Regions from separate parts of the Homo sapiens genome. Here region 2 is linked to region 1. The links are chromatin contacts, found by Hi-C or POLR2A ChIA-PET in ENCODE. All regions are on one chromosome and are shown on one strand. The core of a region is the stretch at or near the end of the contact, and the rest is flanking DNA. Distances in the headings are between cores, read along the strand shown.

Region 1 (7,447 bases), core at 3,543-6,042:
CCCAGGCTGGAGTGCAGTGGCACGATCTTGGCTCACTGCAACCTCCACCTCCTGGGTTCGGGCGATTCTCCTGCTTCAGCCTCCCGAGTAGCTGGGATTACAGGCACCCACAACCATGACCGGCTAATTTTTGTATTTTTAGTAGAGATGGGGTTTCACTGCATTGGCCAGGCTGGTCTCAAACTCATGACCTCAAGTGATCTGCTCATCTTGGCCTCCCAAGGTGCTGGGATTACAGGCGTGAGTTACTGCGCCCGGCCGGGATCACAGTTTTTGAAGACAATTTGGTGGGTAGGGGCTTGGGAAGTGGAGAGTGCTGATTGGTCAGGTTGGAGATGGAATCATAGTGGGTTGAAGTGAGGTTTTCTTAATGTCTTCTCTTCCTAGGTGCAATGGTAGAACTGGTTGAGCCAGATTACTGGTCTGGGTGGTGTTGGCTAATCCATCGAGCACAGGGCCTGCAAAATATCTCAAGCACTGATCTTAGGTTTTACAATAATGATGTTATCCCCAGGAGCAATATGCCGAGGTTCAGACTCTTAGAGCCAGAGGCTGCATGACCTCTAAACTGTGATTTCTAATCTTGTAGCTAATTTGTTAGTCCTGCAAAGGCAGACTGGACCCTAGGCAAGAAGGGGGGTCTTTTTGGGAAAGGGCTGTTATCAATTTTGTTTCAGTCAAACCATGAACTGAATTCCTTTCCAAAGTTAGTTTGGCCTATGTCCAGGAATGAACAAGGACAGCTTAAAGGTTAGAAGGAAGATGGAGTCGGTTAGGTCTGATTTTTTTCACTGTCATAATTTCCTCAGTTATAATTTTGTAAAGGTGGTTTCAGGACCTGGAGCAACTAGTTTAGATCTCAAGATAGAAAATGTGGGTCAAAAGAGAGAGAGCGACAAGAGAGAAGAAACCTGCCTGGAGCCAGCACACTAGCCTAGGCCACCTACTCAGATGGTGACCTGAGAGAGAAATACAATTCTGGTTTGCATAAACTTCTGTATTGGGGGGTCTCTTTGTTATAGCAGCCTAGCCTGTTTCCCAGTTAATCCATCTGGGATCCCAGAAACAGGGATACCACGGAGGAGAGACACAAAAGGAACACCCGGGTGACAGTGAGGGAGTCCCCAGGGTGACAGCTGGGTGGTGGGCCTAGAGAGTGAACAGTCCAGATTGACACAGGAAGATGGGAAGTTCCAAACAACAAATCTACGGGGCTGGGGAAGCAGAAATTGAGAGCTTATCTGATAGTTTTAACACATTGAGAAAAATTTTCTATTTTTCACAAATGAATTAGTGGTCAATGTGGAGAAAACTAGACAAACAAAAAACTAGATAATTATTAGGCACAGCATAAACAAAAAGTAATCATAAGCCGGCCGCAGTGGCTCACGCCTGTAATCCCAGCACTTTGGGAGGCCAAGGCGGGTGGATCACCAGAGGTCAGGAGTTTGTGACCAGACTGGCTAACGTGATGAAACCCTGTCTCTGTGGTGGTGTGTGCCTGTAATCCCAGCTACTTGGAAGGCCGAGGTAGGAGAATCGCTTGAACCCGGGAGGCGGAGGTTGCAGTGAGCTGAGATCATGCTACTGCACTCCAGCCTGGGTGACAGAGTGAGACTCAGTCTCCAAAAAAAAAAAAAAAGAAAGAAACATAATCATAGTGCCTTCCGTGGCCCAGCAGTGAATCCTATTTACACAGCACAGAAATGATGGACACTGATTTAACAGGACCCAGTGAGATGGTGATACTGGGAAGGTGGCTTGTCCATTAAAGTCTCGTTGAAGGAGGCCAGAGGGGCCATATGAGAGACGATTTTTCTTTCATGGTGTCTACACATATTATCTCAAACTGGAAAATCAGAAATAGCATTTGAACATGTTATTCCAAAACATGAAGGTAATTAGCAGAAGAAACAGCTGAAAGGGGTGGAGGCCGTTCCTCTGAGGCATGGCAACTGGGGGTGAGAGCAAAGGGATAGGGGCTTTAAAAACCATGAGCATTTAATTTAATTTAAAGAGAAAGGAAGCAAAGATGTTGCCGGAAAGGGGTCCCAATCCAGACCCCAAGAGAGGGCTCTTGGATCTCGTGGAAGAAAGAATTCAGGGCAAGTCCATGGAGAAAAGTGAAAGCAAGTTTATTAGGAAAGTAAAGGAATACAAGAATGGCTACTCCATGGACAGAGCAGCCCGAGGGCTGCTGGTTGCCCATTTTTATGGTTATTTCTGATGATATGCTAAACAAGGGGCGGATTATTCATGCCTCCCCTTTCTAGACCATATAGGGTAACTTCCTGACATTGCCATGGCATTTGTAAACTGTCATGGCGGTGGTGGGAGTGTGGCAGCAAAGACGACCAGAGGTCACTCTCATGGCCATCTTGGTTTTGGTGGATTTTGGCCGGCTTCTTTACTGCAAACTGTTTTATCAGCAAGGTCTGTATGGCTTGTATTTTGTGTCAACCTCCTATCTCACCCTGTAACTTAGATGCCTTAACTGTCTGGGAATGCAGCCCAGTAGGTTTCAGCCTCATTTTACCCATCTCCTATTCAAGATGGAGTTGCTCTGGTTCACACGCCTCGACAGCCCTGCCATATGACTCCTGATGGGTGGGGTGGAGAGTGTGAGAAGGGTTCAGGGACTGGCAGAACCTGAGCTGGGCTGGCAGGAGATGGAGATGCCTCCAAACCAAGGGGTTCCTGGGTGGAACATGCTCTGCTCTGTCTCCACTCTGGAGCAGGGTTTGCTGATGACAGTCCCTGCACTTCCTCAGGCCCCCGCTTACCTATCTGCCCATTGGAAGGGAGCGTGTCTTGACCATGCCCAGCACAGGAGCCTTGAGAACTGGAGAATGAATGGATGATGGACTAAATCCATAAATTCATGAATGATTGAATAAATGATTGAAGGAATGAATGGCTCCATGAATGAATGATTGTGTAAATGATGGTGTGATAGATACTTCATTTCTCAACAAATCATAGCCACCCTGAAAAGCAGATCTTTATAATCCTGATCTCACAGAGGAGCCAACTGAGGCTGGAAAAGTTAGGAGGTGTGCCCAAGGCCCATCCTATAGGATAGTGACAAGTGTGACCACTGATTGACACCTACTGTGTGCTGGGCCTTGTGTCGCACACTTTGCACTCTATCGTATTCTACATAAACCCATGAGGCAGGTCCTATTATTGCTCCTGTTCTAGAGGTAAGGAACTTGAGCTTCAGAGGTTAGGGAACCTGCCCAGGGCCACACAGTAAAGGCAGAGGCCAGGCTGGAACGCAGGTCTCTCAAACCTATGCGGTCATAGGTTCTGGAGCTGGGGTCTGGCCCCATTCTGTCCTGACCCCAGTGCCTCTGTTCTTCCTCCACTGATACCTCAAAGCAAAGGGTGGTGAACTCCACCCAGCCTGCAGAATCTAGGGAAAGTTGTAAGGTTTCTATTGGTAACTATATTAGGGTTCTCCGGAGTGACAGAAGTTATAGGATCTATGTGTCTATGAAAGGGGGTTTATCAGGGAGAATTGACTCACATGATCACAAAGCAAAGTTTCCTGATAGGCTGTCTGCAAGCTAGGGAAGAAGGAAGCCAGTAGTGGCTCAGCCCGAGTCCAAAAGCCTCAAAAGTAGGGAAGCCAAGAGTGCAGCCTTCAATCTGTGGCAGAAAGCACAGATTTCGGCAAACCACTGGTGTAAGTCCCAGAGTCCAAAGGCCGAAGAACCTGTAGTCTGATGTCCAAGGGCAGGAGGAGTGGAAGGAAGCATCCAGCATGTGAGGAAGATGAAGGTGGAAGACTCAGCAAGCCAGCTTCTCCCACCTTCTTCTGCCTGCTTAGTTGGAGGCGCGCTGGCAGCGGATTGGATGGTGCCCACCCACATGGAGGAGAGGTCTTCCTCTCCCAGTCCACTGACTCAAATTTCAGTCTCCTCTGGCAACACCCCCACAGACACACCCAGAAACAATGCTTCACTAGCTTTCTAGGCATCTCTCAATCCAATCAAGTTGACACCTAACGGTAACCATCACAGTACCTATCGGGATTCATTCTTTATATGCTACAAAAAGTTCCTGCGTAATAACTTCTGCTAGTTTTTGCTGAAAGAAATCCAAACAGCCTCGAAAAGGGGACAGCCTCCTTGACTTAAACTAAACACAAAGCCCTCCCTGGTTTGGAAATACCTGGAGAAACTTGCCCCTTGGGTCTGAGCAGCCGTAGAGCAAGCAAGGGCAGTGATGGTGAGAGGTGACAGCGTACTGGCAGCCCCGCTCGCTCTCGGCGCCCCCTCTGGCCGCGCTTCAGGGGCCCTTCAGCCCGCCGCTGCACCGTGGGAGCCCCCTCTCTGGGCTGGCCGAGGCCGGAGCCGGATCCCTCTGGGCTGGCCGAGGCCGGAGCCGGATCCCTCGGCTTGTGGGGAGGTGTGCAGGGAGAGGCGCGGGCGGGAACGGGGCTGCGCGCTGCGCTTGCGGGCCAGCGAGAGTTCCGGGTGGGCGGGGGCTCAGCTGGCCTCGCTCTCGGAAAAGCCGGTCGGCGCCGCCCGCCACGGGCGGTGAGGGGCTTAGCACCCGGGCCAGCAGCTGTGGAGGGTTCGCCGGGTCCCCCAGCAGTGCCAGCACTGCGCTCGAATTCTCGCCGGGCGTCAGCTGCCTCCCCGTAGGGCAGGGCTGGGGACCTGCAGCCCACCATGCCCGAGCCTCCCCCTGGCCGTGGGCTCCTGCGCGGCCCAGCCTCCCCGACAAGCGCCGCCCCCTGCTCCGCGGCACGCCGGGTCCCATCGACCGCCCAAGGGCTGAGGAGTGAGGGCGCAGGGCGCGGGACTGGCGGGCAGCTCCACCTGCAGCCCGGTTGGGGGATCCACTAGGTGAAGCCAGCTGGGCTCCTGAGTCTAGTGGGGATTTGGAGAACCTTTGTGTCTAGCTAAGGGACTGTAAATACACCAATCAGCACTCTGTGTCTGGCTCAAGGTTTGTAAAGGCACCAATCAGTGCTCTGTGTCTAGCTAATCTAGTGGGGACTTGGAGAACTTTTGTGTCTAGCTCAGGGATTGTAAACGCACCAATCAGCACCCTGCAAAACGGACCAATCAGCTCTCTGTAAAACAGACCAATCAGCTCTCTGCAAAATGGACCAATCAGCAAGATGTGGGTGGGGCCAGATAAGGGAATAAAAGCAGGCTGCTGGAGCCAGTAATGTTGACACCCTCGGGTTGTCTTCTGTGGTGTGGAGGCTTTGTTCTTTTGTTCTTTGTGATAGATCTAATTGCTGCTCACTCTTTGGGTCTGTACTGCGTTTATGAGCTGTGACACTCGCCGTGAAGGTCTGCAGCTTCACTCCTGAACCAGCGAGAGGAGGAACCCACCAGAAGGAGGAAAACGCGGAACACATCTGAATATCAGAAGGAACAAACTCCAGACACGCCGCCTTTAAGAACTGTAACAGTCACCGCGAGGGTCCGTGGTTTCATTCTTGAAGTAAGTGAGACCAAGAACCTGCCAATTTCAGACACAATGGAGAGCGCCAGTCCTGCTGCGGGGCCATACATCTATTTAATTTCCTCTCATCTTCCCCCCGGTTCCGAGAGGAAGGTGCTTTCACCTGCACTGTTCCCATGAGGAAACGAGGCTTCAGGAATCTGATAAAGCTTCCAAACTCCCGTGGCTGGCAGGAACCAAGGTTTCGATGGCCGGACTTCTCAGCCCCCCAGGTGGAAAAGCAGGAGGCATGACAGATGAGGGTGAGAGTGCATGCCAGGTCAGGCTGAGAAGGCGACAATGCCATATGGTTTTTTCCACTTAGCTTAGCTCCAGGATGACTTTGAACAGTGTTACAGCCCCATGGGCAGAAAATTGCACTTGCCTCAAGCTTCATTAAAGCAAATCGAGTCAGAAGGGATTGAAACACCTGGAAGAAATGCAATGGATTCAAACAGGGAAAAGGTGTGGGTCCGTCCCTTTTCCTGGTAAATCCAGCAGCCTAGGAGATGTCAGAAAAACATTCCAAGGTTCCTGGACTTTTAAAGAGGCTAAGGATGGGGCCTGCCAGGTACAGGATGGCCCATGCAGGTGGAGATGCAGCCACAGGATACCTGGGATTCATTGCAGCCTCGTCACTTACCAGTGTTGGCACTGTATCGGTTATCCCGAATTTAACAGCCTAAAGCCACATTCGTCATCTTATACTCTGTGGGGGTAGGGAATCCAGGAGTGGATTCACCAGGAGGTTCTGGCTGGGTGTCTCCCCGGAGCCGCAGGCGAGTGTGGGCCGTGGCAGCCATCCCTGTTTCCAAGTGCACCATGTGGCAGTTGGCTTGAGGCTCCAGGTCCTTGAGGTGCAGGCTTCCCCACGGGGCTGCTCGCGGCATGGCTTCCTCACCCAGAGTGATGGATCCGAGAGAGAGCAGCCAAACTGAAAGCCACAGCCTTTTGTAAGCAAACCTCAGAAGTGACATCTCGTCACATCTGCCATATTCTACTGGTCGCACAGACCTATCCTGCTACATGGAAGGAGCAGCAGGAAGGTGGTGGGGATTGCTGGGACCATCTTGGAGGCTGCCACAGACATCCAAGGTGAGTTACCGCCCTGCTCCGTGCCCAGGTACCCCTGGATAAAGTGGGGACAATAACATCACCCTCACGAGGTTTTCAAAAGCATGTCCACAAAGCAGCCACCAGTGTCAGGCAGGCGGTAGGTGTTCTGCAGGGAGTAGTCGGCTGCCCCACCCAGCTCTGGGCCCAGCTCCCTCTGATGGGGCTGGTGTCCTTGGGGCTCTTCCAGCTCCAGCAGAAATGGGGAGCGGGATACCGGGTCACCTCACTGCCTGGCTTGCTGGGCCAGGCTCTCGGCTCTCAGCCCCAGTTATACACTCATCTCAGCCGGGGCTTCCCAAAACGCAGCACCCGAGTTCTTCCCATCTTTGGGGGTGGGATTCAGCACAGGACCCCACTGTCCTAAAGAGACAGGTTATTCTGTGACTAAAATAGGAAGGAAAGGGCCTTTCTGGCTAACGGCAGAAAAAAACACATCTAGTTAGAGGAAAGCTTGAAACAGTGAGTTTAGCTGATTTGATCACTTCTGGACGGAAAGAAAAGGGAACCCGAGTCTTTTCTGTTTTGTTTGCTTTGTTTTGTTCCCCAAGCTACTTTCCAAAGTCACTGTAGAAGTTCAGCACTTTAGGAACAACTTTAACAATGGTTTGCCAGCCTCCAAGGTGTGGTTTCCTAGCAACTGGGAAGCTTTTAGAGCTCCAAATAATTGATCAAGTTATGAGTGACTCAAGCAACAGCGAAGTCCTTTTTAGAAAAACAACAAAGCACCTTTATCTTTACCTGGGTGCTGTTAGAATTACGCGGGGGGCCCACGCAGATGACATCATGAGCCTCAGAGAGGGACAGACAAGCTGCAAAAGGCAGCAACATTCAGGGATAACAGGCAGGGAGCAGGAGCCCAAAGGTT
Region 2 (7,447 bases), core at 1,540-4,039, 35 kb before region 1:
ACGGCATCCTCCTTCCCAGACAGCCCTGCAGGGCTAGCAAGGGGCCAGGCAGGAGGTGGGGTGTCCCCCAGGCAGAGGGCAGGGACTTTGCTTATCTGGTTCCCCTCACTGTCTGTCCCCAGCACCTACCACAGTGTCTGGAAATAAACACTTGTTGAATAAACCCCAGAGGACCCTGACTGAAGCCTGGGTGCCGGCGGCAGAGGGCTGTTTGGGAGCGATGGGGCCACACTGTTCCCTTAGGGTGTCTGGTTTTGCTGGGCAGTCAGAGACAGGGTGCACACCAGCCCCAGGACTCAGGCTCAGGGCCCACCAAAACCTCCAGCTTCTGCCTCCTTCCTTGGCCAAGTTCTGGCCCCCACATCCACCCCCTCATCTCCTCTGGGTTTGTCCACGCTCCGTGTGTCACGCTCAGCCATCCAGGCATTCAGTAGGCGCCTATTCCTGGCATGGGTGTGCAGCAGAGGCCCACCGTCGGGAGCTGGCGTCTGCGGGGGAGACAGACAGTGAACACACACCTGACGCATGTCAGGGCATGGTGAGCAATGGCACCAACACCCACAAAGTCAGGTACAGGGACAGAGGGGGTCAGGGAGGGCCTCCCTGAAGAGACCACAGTGGAACGGACACCCTGAGGGGGTGGGTGGTGCCGATCTCTGGGGAAGAATGTTCGAGAAGGAGGGCACTGCAGTGGCCGTGACTCCACACATTGCCTGTAGGTCAAGGGAGGGACTGGGTTTTGTTCTGGCTGAGCTGAGAATGAGAAGCTGTGGGTTGTCACGAGATTGGGACTTGAGGAGGAAGAGGAGACGCCGCAGAGGGTCCCCGGGGGAGCAGGCGTCAGAGGTCGCTGCAGGGTCTGCAGGAAGAAATGGTGACCCCACTGAGGGGGTTGTTGGGAGGTGGGGCAGGGCTCACCTGGCTGCCCCCTCTGGATGTTGCTTGGAGGTCGAGCTTTGCCTTGTGGGGCGTGACTCTGTGGTTGGTTTGAGCTGTGGGTGAAGGTGGGGCCGTGGCCTGGAACAACAGGGGGTGCCAGGGACCAGCAGGCAGGTTTCAGACCCGCGAGCCTGAGGCCCGTATTGGGTTCCAAGGAAATGGGTCGAGTAGGCAGCCAGATATCCAGGCAGTAATGCCACCTGGAGATAAGTGTGGAGTTAGTGGCCGTGGACTGATGGGAGGCTGGAGACCAGCTGAGATTCCCGGGGTGCAGGGGGCTCGGGGCTGCGTCCTGTGCGCCACAACAAAGGACCACACACTTGGTGGCTGAAAACAGGGCATATGTATAGTCTCAGTCCGCAGTCCCACAGCCAGCTCACTGGCCATAATGAAGGTGCCACGGGCTGGTACCTTCGGGAGGCTCTGGGGAGCACCGTTTTCCCTGCCTCTTCTGGCTTCTAGAGGCGCTGCGTTCCCTGGCACGTGGCCCCTCCCCCATCCTCCCAGCCCACAGCGGCCAAGCCTCTCTCACGTCTCTGACCCTCCTGTCTGTCTTTCGCGTATAAAGGCCCTTGTGATCGCCTTGTTCCTGCCACCCCTAATGATCCAGGATGACTTCCTCATCTCAAGGTTGGCTGAGTTGCGTCCTTGATTTCATCTTTGGCCTTATTTTGACTTTGCCGTGTAGCATAACATAGTCACAGGTGCTAGGGATCAGGACGCAGCCGTCTCTGGGGGCCGTTCCACCGCCTACTACAGGACACTGCCCCCCCACCTACGCCTCCCGCCCATTCACTCAGGCCACATGTGCCTCCAGCTGTGCCTGTGTACAGCCAGGTCTGGGTCCGAATGGAATGGGAGAATATTGGGGAAGAGAGGGGGTTCTTCCTGCTCCTGGTCCGCTGCTGACCCCGTGTGAGCCCTGTGGGAAGGAGGATGGGGCTTCATTGGCACCCTGTTGTTTATAGGGGTGGAAATCCAGAAACATCCTCAATATCCCAATCTTAAATGCTAAGATTATTCAACTCTTCTGAAATGAGTGAGGCAGCTTTTTGTTTCTTTTTCTGGAACCGTTGGTGTAATATATCTGCTCCTTGAAGTATTAGGAAAACTTGTGTGCAAATCTATTCGGCGTCCTTTTGAGGGAGAGAAGGAAAATTTTAAGCAACCAGTTTAAAATGCCGAGAAAATGATGTCGACAGTGATGACATCCATGTACTAGAATATTGTTCGGTCATGTCAGCTATTGTTTTAGAAGAATTTTTAATGCCACAGGGAAGTGATTATGTTGAAAGATTTAGGGGATAACAAAATAAGGCTATGACCACCAGAAAAGTGGAAACAGAGAAAACTCTGGAAAGAAATACACTAAGTTGTCCCTGAGTGGTGAGCTATAAGAAACTGATGGAATATTTTCTTTTTATTTTTCTGTGTATTTTTACTTTCATGATGGATTTGAACTTTGAATCAGAAAACACATGTGTGTGCAGGAAGGGTGGAATTTAGAGAGCACAGAGACGGGCATAGGACAGTTTTGTGCACCCCTCAATGTTTGTGTGACATTTTTCAGTGGGCTAGAGGGGGCAGTCAGACCCCCTTTGGCTCCCGAAGCCTGTGCTATCCGGTTTCCCAGGGCAGAAGCAGCGGTCACATATACCTTGCACATTTCGTGAGTCCAAGCACAGACACATCCATTTCAGCCACGTAATTTCATATGCCTGATGATGTATGAGCCTTGTGTGAATCAGCCAATGAACTCAACAGTGCGAGAAATATGAGTGTTTTCGATGACTCAATTCAATTTCATTCTTCACCCCCAGCTCCCAGGGCTGCAGTGAACGTTAACTTTTAGGGCCTCGGCAGATTCCACTCCTCTCCGGATTGCACTGAGGTTCCAGAAGGCTCTGGCAGGCCGAGGTGCGGAGAGAGGGACATGGTGTCTTCCAGGCCACTGAGGACTTTTGATTGTGCCTGGGCGACCTTGGGGCCAGGTCCTTGCTGACAAATCCCCAAGGGCCTGTTGGCTGTGCTCAGTGACTCACCTGGGAGGTTGGCAACATGCTGACCTCTGGCGGCTCTTGCCCGCACCAGTGATCCCAAGTCTGTAGACAGGGTGGGGCTGCCTGTGATGTACTAAGGTTTTATGTATGCTTTTTGCACACACAGTCATAGGTGAAGTTGGTTTATAATTTTCTTTTCTTATACTCTCTTTGCCCAATTTTAAGATTATTCAACTCTCCTAAAATGAACTGGGCAGCTTTTTCTTTCTTTTTCTGGAGCAGTTGATGTAATATATCTGCTCCTTGAAATCTTAGGAAAACTTGTGTGCAAATCTATTTGGTGTCCTTTTGAGGGAGAGAAGAATTTTTTTCTTTTTTTTTAGACAGAATTTGGCTCCATCACCCTGACACGATCTTGGCTCACTGCAGCCTCCACCTCCTGGGTTCAAGGGATTCTCTCACCTCAGCCTCTGGAGTAGCTGGGATTACAGGTGTGTGCCACCATGCCTGGCTAATTTTTTTTGTATTTTTAGTAGAGACAGGGTTTTGCTGTGTTGGCCAGGCTGGTCTCGAACTCCTGGCCTCCAGTGCTGGGATTATAGGCATGAGCCACCATACCAGGCCAAGAGAAGAAAAATTTTAAACAACCAGCTTAATTTCTTTTTTGATTATTGATTTATGCAAATTTTATTTAAAATTTTTCTAGAATATTTTTCATTATCAAACTCAATATCCTGTACGGAAACTTTCTCTTTCGTGCCAGCAAAAAGATTGCGCAGCAGTTTTTAGCATGCTTTTACAGCTTCCATTTCTCCTCATTTAATTTGCCGCACATTGGGGCGAGTGGCTGAAGTGTCTGTCCTTCTGCATGCCTTGTCCGGGCTGTGTTTTTGCTCTGTGGCTCTCATGGGAAATCAAGCACGCAGCCGCTTTCCAATTAGCAGGTGGCGGCTGTTTTTAATCTGAACACAAATGGCTGTTATTTGAGCTAATTTTTTAAAAGGGATTTGGGGATTAGGATTAGTTCTTCACCTCCCACTTCCATCCATGTATCCAATTACTGCTCAAAACTCAGGGAGTGGCTGATAGTGACACCCCAGAGATGTGCTCACAGCATCATTTTCCTAACAGAATCAGACCGCGAATGAAGAGCGTCCTGGATGCAGGAAGGTGAGCATTTCTGCCATTGGACAGATGAGGAGACCGAGGGTCCGAGAAGCTCTGTGACTTCCCTGGACCCCTCCTCTATCAGGGCAGAGCTGGGGGCACACAGGCCACTCTGTTCCCTCTGCAGCTTCCCACCTTTCTCCGAAGCACTGGAAATCCGCGTCTTGTGACTGCTTGGCAGTGTGACAGGGTAACCGTGGAAACAACCGTACATGAGTCCTCAAAATAGACAGTTACTTCTGCTTATGACAGCACAGAGCCTGCGGAAAGAAAGGGCCGTGCCCGGAACACTGGGATTTCTTAGAATTGGGGGTGATGATGGCTGAGACCCTGATTTCTTAGAATCGGGGCCGATGATGGCCAAGACCCTTCATAGGCCCCCAACGACGTGCCTGGCCCGGTGTTGGGTGAAATAATAACCGCAGCTCATTCTTTGCACACCTAGTGCAAACACATGCTGTTTTCAGTTTATATCTCATTAAATACTCAGCACCTATGATGGGTGTGTTATAGTATTCATCCTACAGATGAGGAAGTTGAATACACTTGACCCTGGAATGATGTGGGAGTTAGGGGTTCAGACAGTGCCTGAATGCAGTTGAAAGTACATGCTTAACTTTTGACTCCCTCAAAACTTCACTCCTAATAGTCGGCTGTTGGTGGGGAGCATTACCAGTAACATCAACAGCTGATGAACATTTGAAGAGACTGATGTCTACGTGGATTTTATGCATTTGTGACATACCTAACTTTTTCTTTTCTTATATATATATGTATGTATATATATGTATGTGTGTGTGTGTGTGTGTGTGTGTGTGTGTGTGTGTGTGTGTGTGTATCGTGGCAGATCTCCAAAATGTTTTCAGTATATTTACTGGGAAAATCGCACATCAGGGGACCTGCAGGTTCAAGCCTGTGTTGTGTGAGGGTCAAGGGGCAACTGTATACGCACTTCTCATTGCTGCGGGAACAATTGCCATGAGCTTAGTGGCTCAAAACAACACAAAAGACTGTTGTACATTCTGGAACTCGGGCTAAAATGAAGGCGTCAGCTGGCCTGTGTTATCTCTGGAGGCTGCAGGGTGGGGCTGTTTTCTGATCTTTTCCAGCTACTAGAGGCTTCTAGAGGCTGCCTGCACTCCTCAGCTCATCATTCCAACCTCTGCTTCCATCATCCCATCTCTTTCTTCCATCTTTGACCTTCCTTCTTCCTCCTATACAGACCCTTGTGATGACATTGGGCCCATCCAGATTATCCAGGGTCACCTCCGTACCTCAAGGTCCTTCACTTAATGACATCTGCAAAGCCCCTTTTGCCATGTGAGATAACAGGTGCACAGATTCTAGGGTGGAGGATGTAGATAGACGCCTTTAGGGGTCATTGTTCTCTGCTACATTGAAGCACAGAGAGATTAAGACATTTGCCCAAGGTCACACAGCTAAGTAGAGCCAAGATAGAGCCTCAGAGAGTCTCATGCCTTCAACCTGCACTCTTTTTCCCTTTCTCATCACAGAAGCCTTGAGAACTAAAACTCTTACAGGAATTGTGGGTGAGCTGGGTTTTTTTTTTTTTTTTTTTTGAAATGGAGTCTCATTCTATTGCCCAGGCTGGAGTGCAATGGCATGATCTTGGCTCACTGCAACCTCCACCTCCTGGGTTCAAGCAATTCTCCTGCCTCAGCCTCCTCAGTAGATGGGATTGCAGGTGCCGGCCACCACACCCGACTTTTTGTATTTTTAGTAGAGACAAGGTTTTGCCATGTTGGCCAGGCTGGTCTCAAACTCCTGACGTCAGGTGATCTGTCCACTTCGGCCTCCCAAAGTGCTGGGATTACAGGCGTGAGCCACCGCCCCCCACCTGAGTGGGTTCATTTAAAAGGGCTGTGTGGGCTCAACTCCCAGGGCTCACTCTAGTAATGGATCTGCTGCAGAAAGACCAGCCTCAGCCCAGACCCTGCAGCTCTCCAGGTGCAGGACCAGGGCAAAGCTCCCCAACAGTGGGAACAGCCCATGTGAGGGCCCTGTGGCTGGATACAGAGGCTGGAGAGAGGAGGTGAGGTCAGAGAGGTGTGTGGCTGGAGGAGGCCTCACAGGCCAGAGCAAGAGCTTCGGGTTTCCTCTGAAAGGGACAGGAACCACAAGGCCGTCTGAGTAGGGAGTGGGCCAGCCTGGCCATGTGTTCACAGGATCCCTCTGGCTGCCCAGTGGGGAATAAGCTGAGGGGTGAGGTAGAAGTGGGGGCTGGCTGGGGGCTAGCGTGTTCACGCAGGTGAGAGACGCTGGTGCGCAGAGTGAGTGGCCGGTGCAGGTGGGGAAGGTGGTGGGCCCTGCCCCCCATGGCAGGTGGGGCCTGCTGGATTTGCTGCTGGATTGGATGGAGAGGGAGGGAGGGTCGGGGATGGCTTCAGGCTCTGTACAGAGACCAGGCTCCCGTCTGTGTGGAGCTTTGTGGAGGGACCACAGGAAGGGGACTAGTAAATAAGTAGGTGCATTGGAGTGGGAAGGTTTCCATGAAGGGCATCAGGAGCCCTCTGATGCATTGCACCTCAGGGGTCAGGAGAGGTGTCCCTGGATGAGAAAGAGCCTGGGAATGGGGGCGGGGGTGCCCCACCCCACAGTAGTGTCTGAGAGGAACCTGGCTGACGTCAGGACCCGTGTGGCTGGAACAGGTGGAGGGGTGGGCTCTTGTGTGCAAAGATGGGTTAAGGGGAGAGCGTGCCGGGCCTGGGGGCCACAGCTGGGCTTGAGTTTTTTGTTTGATGGGGCTCGATCACATGGTGCTGGGCAGGGAGTGACAACTGTCATCTCTTCATCAGTGAGCATTCATTGTGCCCACCTGTGCCATTGTAGGAACTCCCTGCTCCCTCCCCACTGTGTACAGCCTCAGGGATAGGGAAAGAGGCCGAACAGGAGGCCCCTCCCCAAACAGTGGCATCACCTGGAACCCAGGAGCAAGCCAGTGTCCAGGGGTGCTCGGGGATCCATAACCCCCATCGTCCTTCTTCTGCTTCTCGGACCCTCCAAGCTCCTCCTGGAGCGCGGCCTGAGGTGAGGCCAGCTGGCCCAGGCCACTCCACCCTCGTGGATGGCCTTGTATCCCATCAGATCACAGGAGGGACCCGTGGCCAGGGTAGCCAGGGGCGATCACTGCCCAGGACCCCATAGGCCCCTCCCCCTCCAGGCCACCTCCTCCCATGTTTCCCACCTCCACCCACCTGCAGGTCCCTCCCACCCTCATCTGTTTCTCTGGAGGCCTCACTGAACTGCACTTGTCCCTGAATGCATGGCTCAAGCCCATGCATTTCTACTGTGTGAACCCAATCGGCCTCCACCCCAGCCCC

The links. A loop is a pair of places that touch in the nucleus more often than their neighbours do. ChIA-PET counts read pairs that join two places held with the same protein, here RNA polymerase II (POLR2A).
Region 2: a loop to region 1 is called in a map of endothelial cell of hepatic sinusoid, with 6 times the contacts of the local background. The contact joins two enhancer-like sites. A Hi-C loop is called at or near these places in 1 of 168 maps with a recorded cell type or tissue (endothelial cell of hepatic sinusoid). POLR2A ChIA-PET finds 5 or more read pairs at or near these places in 3 of 52 experiments (Caco-2, HepG2 and WTC11).

What each region holds. Positions count from the first base shown.
Region 1 is chr4:6,306,381-6,313,827 of GRCh38, reverse strand. No RefSeq gene overlaps it. Among named protein-coding and RNA genes, the nearest start is that of WFS1, 40 kb to the right of the region's middle. Within about 2 kb of position 4,792, at least 7 of the 41 ENCODE cell types and tissues checked have a DNase peak (open chromatin) inside an H3K27ac peak, as active enhancers do.
Region 2 is chr4:6,339,578-6,347,024 of GRCh38, reverse strand. The region is part of intron 6 of PPP2R2C (protein phosphatase 2 regulatory subunit Bgamma); the gene reads left to right. Among named protein-coding and RNA genes, the nearest start is that of WFS1, 73 kb to the right of the region's middle. RefSeq lists enhancers at 6,796-7,373, 7,374-7,447. Within about 2 kb of position 2,789, at least 4 of the 41 ENCODE cell types and tissues checked have a DNase peak (open chromatin) inside an H3K27ac peak, as active enhancers do.